Linked DNA regions of Homo sapiens: region 1 is linked to region 2. The links are chromatin loops, found by intact Hi-C in ENCODE. Cell type or tissue: endothelial cell of umbilical vein. All regions are shown on one strand.

What was found. Hi-C counts contacts between places; a loop is a spot of excess contacts. Peaks named below come from ENCODE experiments on the same cell type or tissue, not always from the same donor. Only the 100,000 strongest peaks of a DNase experiment are listed, where the experiment ranks them.
Region 1: it touches region 2 in a loop (2.9-fold over the local background); 65 of 110 quality-filtered maps call a loop at or near these places.

Annotation. Positions count from the first base shown.
Region 1 is chr10:69,326,431-69,328,930 of GRCh38, reverse strand. The region is part of intron 1 of HK1 (hexokinase 1); the gene reads right to left. Among named protein-coding and RNA genes, the nearest start is that of HK1, 8.8 kb to the right of the region's middle. RefSeq lists an enhancer at 1-64 and silencers at 664-958, 684-978. In endothelial cell of umbilical vein, no CTCF peak of the experiment used is centred here; a DNase peak (open chromatin) is centred at 970; H3K27ac peaks cover 673 bases.
Region 2 is chr10:69,376,784-69,379,283 of GRCh38, reverse strand. HK1 (hexokinase 1) reads right to left here. Exons shown (of 18, transcript NM_000188.3): 8 at 2,195-2,350. Among named protein-coding and RNA genes, the nearest start is that of TACR2, 39 kb to the left of the region's middle. RefSeq lists enhancers at 1,909-2,429, 2,430-2,500. In endothelial cell of umbilical vein, no CTCF peak of the experiment used is centred here; DNase peaks (open chromatin) are centred at 1,103 and 1,853; H3K27ac peaks cover 2,241 bases.

The DNA.
Region 1 (2,500 bases), 50 kb after region 2:
GAGGCTAGACACAAAAAGCCTCATTTTATATTATTCCATTTATATGAAATGTCCATAAGAGGCAAATCCATTTAAAAAAAAAGAAAAAAAAAGGTAGATAGTGGTTGCCAGAAGCTAGGTGGAGGAAGAAATGGGAAGTGACTGCTAACGGGTAGTTTTTTTCGGAGGGTGATGAAAATATTCTGGAATTAGATGGTGATGGTGCTCGGACAACCTTGTAAATCTATTAGAAACCACTGAATTGTACACTGTACAATGATGCGTTTCATGGTAGGTGAATTATAACTCAATTGAGAAAATAATAAAAGCAGGAGCTCTGCCATCAGCCTTGATGAGGCTGAATGCTGGCTCTATCGTTCACTATCTGGGCCTCACCGTCTGAAATCACACCCACCTCACAAGGGCGTTGTGGGGATGAACTAAGCAAAGGCTCACGATGCCTTTAGCACAGTACATGGCAATGAATACAACAATGAATGTTGGCTTTGGTTCATATGAGTACTAGAAATGATTAAATAAGACCCCTGCTAAGAAAAAGAAAAGCCGGGCGCCTAGTAGGCACTGAATGCCCCCTTCCCTGTAAGGCACCCTCGAGGTCTCCGAGTCTGGAGCCTGTAATCAGGCATAGACTCAAGATGAACATGAGCCGACATTTTCTGCCTCGCACAGGGACAGCTCAGCTTCTGTGTGCAAAGGGCTGAGCCGCCGACTTCACGGTTCAGTTTTCCCTGCCACGTGGGTACAGCCACCCTCTCCTTTTACGGAAGACGGTCTGAGAGGCTGCTGGCTTGAGTTTTCTCTGAGCAGAGCTGGGCACATTTACGCAACAGATAAGCCTGCCCTACCCGGGTCGGATCCACCCGGGAAGAGAGAAAGTGTGTGCAAGTGAAAGCTCACAAATGTGTGTTTCAACTCCCAGAAAAGCTTAACGGAGTCAGCCCACAGCACCAGGGGCCATGGAGAGCCATCCTAAGCCTTTCCCTGCATCAACTATCCCTCCCCAGTGCAGATATCTCAGCAGCAGCAGTCCATGGAGCTGTCAACTTCAGTCCGTGGGACTCTGAAGCAAGGACTCTGATAAGGTAACTCAGGAAATGGGCTAATTTTAAACACAGCTCGAATACTGTGATGTGAATGGAAACAACTGAGGAAGGAAACAGACTAAAACTCATCTATTACAAATTTGCAAAGGTTTGACCATAACAAGGGTTGGTGTGGAACAAAGGCAACCTGCACATACTTCCGATGGGAGTGTGAACTGGCATGACCACGGATGGCAACTTGGCAGAATCTCGTATATGGGAAAACGCACACATCTCTCCGCCTGGTGATCTCAGCCCTAGGTACACAGCTTAGAGCCTAGAGAAACTTGTGCATGCGCTGAATGAGTTGTTCTAGAGAAAGTTCACCAAGGCATTGTTTGTCACTTGAAACATTAGAAACACAAATGCCTATCAAAAGCAGAATAGATGAATTAACTAGGGAGCTTTTATACTCTGTAAGAAACCAGAGCAGTTTAATGAAACAGTTACGTAGATCAACATTTTTAAAATCTCAAAAATACAATGTTGAGCTAAAAGAAAGTAAATGGCGGAAGGATACATACAGTATAGCACCATTTATAAGAGTTTAAAACTGGCTGAGTGTGGGGGCTCAGGCCTATAATCCCAGAACTTTGGAAAGAGGCCTAGGCAGGTGGATCACTTGAGGTCAGGATTTTGAGACCAGCCTGACCAACATGGTGAAACCCCGTCTCTACTAAAAATACAAAAAAATTAGCCAGGTATGATCTCAGCTACTCAGGAGGCTGAGGCAGGAGGATTGCTTGAACCCAGGAGGCAGAGGTTGCTGTGAGCTGAGACCGTGCCACTGCACTCCAGCCTGGGCAACAAAATGAGATTCCATCTCAAAAAAAAAAAAAAAAAAAAAAGTTTAAAACCACACAAAGCAATACCATATATTGCTTAAACACATAGTCAGTATAGCACCATTTACAAAAGATCAAAACCATATATCTATAAAGCAATACCATATACTGTTTATAGACATATGCATATGTAATAAAAGCGTAAAAACATGCATGAAAAGATAAACACCAAATTCAGGACAGAGGTCACCTCCGAAGGGAGAAGCAGCAAACTATCTCAGAGATGGCATAGAAAGGGCTTCAACTGTGTCTGTAATGTAATTGTAATTGTGTCTATAACTTCTCAAGCTGAGTAGCAGACTCAGAGGTGTTTATGTGAACCTCAATCTTCTTTTATGTGCCTCAAATATTTCATAATAAAAAATTAACTCAAATGTATTGATTTGTGAGGGGACAGTATTAAAATACAGGTTCCAAGGTAAAACATTAAAATCAACAAGGACAGGTTTTTCTCCTAAAAGAAGGAAACAGAGGAAGCAAGAAGAGCCCTCTGAATCCTATTCCTGATTTTCTTTCGACCTTAGAAAAATGTTTTATCTCCTCTGGATGGGCCTTCAGTCTCTGTTTCTAAAT
Region 2 (2,500 bases):
CCTGTAAATCTAAAATTATTCTTAAAAATGTGTTTTAAAATATGTACATATTTTTATTATTGCTGATAGAAATACAGTTGACTTCTGTATCTTATCTCCAGACATCTTTTTTTGACAGATTTTTTTTAATATTTAAAAACAAAACCAACCTCGCCCCAAATAACCCCCAAACAAAAAACCAGATTAAATAAAATGTACAGTGAATATACCCAGCAAACATCTGTATGTGCAATCAAATACTGTGTCTGTTACTGCGGCACGAACCTCAAACAAACAATATACAAGTGTTCTGGGAGGGTCGGGGGAGTCCCAAGTTTTAACTCTGTGGGGTCTAGGAAGACAAGATGGGGAAGTGAGAGAATGGGGAAATCAATTTTGTTTATCTTAATTCTGTCCATATAAATATATTCATAAAGACCAAAAAAGGAAAGGAAGCTTGGGATGTTAAGGTAATACGAGAATAGGAGAGTGTGGGACTTTCCCAATTCTACCTGACCAAAAAATATGAGAGAAATTAATTTTATGATGGGAGAAGAGATTTTAAAAATGATAGAAGAGGATGGGGGCTGGGCACAGTGGCTCACACCTGTAATCCCAGCACTTTGGGAGGCCAAAGTGGGAGGGTCACCTGAGGTCAGGAGTTTGAGACCAGCCTGGCCAACAAGGTGAAACCCCATCCAGACATCTTTTTAACCTCTCCCGTCATTCTATTCATTTGTCTGTAGATATTTTGGGGGTATTCCATATAGACTTTTACCATTTGCAAATAATGACAGTTTCACTTCTTTTTTGATTCTCATACCTTTAATTTATCTCTCGTCTTTTCTTTAAAAACAAAAACAAAAACGAAAACCCACTGGCTAAGACTCCAGTACGATGCCAAATAGAAACTGGTGATACTGTCTCGCTCCTGATTTTAGAGAATGCCTCTAACATCTGCTCTTGTAGGATGTTTTTATAGTTTTTTTTTTTTTGAGATAGCCTTTATTATAATATACATGCTTTCTTGAGCTAGCTGGGTTTGTGTTTCTTGGTAACCAAAGAGTCAATACCAGAAACAGGCCAAGAGGAAGGCATGCATTTCCTGACTTGGCCAGTGATTTTCAAGACAATCCACGAGTCTCCCGCTCCCCTTCCTTCCCAGCCACTGACCAGGAGACTCATGAAAAGGGACAGCTGGAAACTCAGGAGAGTGATCATACAACAAACTCCAGCACATGGATTTGGCAGAAGAGTTGGTCCAGATAAACCCCTTTCCTCTTCCAGCAGCTGCCTTCTCTAACCTCAAAGAGAGCTGATGCAAATCTTCACAAGGAGACAGAGAATCCCGGGTTTCTTGTGTGATGCCAAGGGGCTACAGTTAGTTGCTGGCTGGCTCTGTCCTTCCTTCTAACTGTCCTGTCTCATCTGTTAACCGGTGTTTCTCAAACTTGCACGTCAGGGCACATTTCTGGCTGTTAACAGGTTTCCTCTGAAAGAATGTGTGTGTGGCAGGGAAGGGGTGGTTTCAAGCACAAAAGAAGTTTGGGAAATGACAAGTCAAAGCAAACTGGGTTTTCTTTAATGTGTTGATGATACTATAAATCTGTATTTTTATACTTTATACTTCTTATTCTTTTTTACTGTGAGTCTGTATTTATTTTACCATAATATTGTAAACTGGAAGATAAATGTGCCATATTCCCAATCCTATTGGTCAAGGAAGTCTTTTTTCAGGGAGCACCTAATTAACATCTTGAGGTTACTAGGGTGCCCTTAGTGCCCTCAGCACAGTCTGGAGGTCTCCAGACTGGAAGTGGGAGGTGGAATTCCAAAAACCCAGGCTCCGGGCTTTACCAGCTCCTTGCTCCTTGCTCGAATAGTCTGCTTCCTGGACGCTAATCTTACCCTGAGTGTGTGTGGAGGGTGGGGGTGATGGGCTGATGGGGGTGGGAGAGGAGGCTGCTCTTGTAGCTAGACAGGAAAATCACCTGTGCACTTGAGGCTAACTATGTCATTCTTTAATGAACCGCCACAAGTGCCTTCAGGGAGTCCGGCCCAGAATGGGTCAACTAAGAGTGAGAGGACACGGACCCAGAAAGCCATGACACTCTTGAAGGAAAAGCCACCAAACTTGGACTCAAGAAGTAACAAGGGACCAATTGCTCTTCTCTGCCCCAACACCCCAAGAAAGCCTTGAGGGGATGGTACCTACTTTTCGATGGCTGACACATCACTGGTGTTAAACTTCCCTCGGGTGAGCAGCTCCGGGGTGATCCGCCCTTCAAATAAGAGGCCCTCCTTGGCCATCTTGACTAGGATCAGTCGAACCAGCTCTCCCAAGTACATGCCACTGACCATCTTCTCAAACCTGTGGAGAAAGGCACACCGGCACTTGTCAGCCTTCCTCTGCGCCCCACACACGAGGGCTGGGACAGACATAAAAGGAATGGGAAGCCCCGACTCACCCCTCACCAGCCCCCAGCCTCGCTGGCAGGCAAAACCATGTGCTTGAGTGACT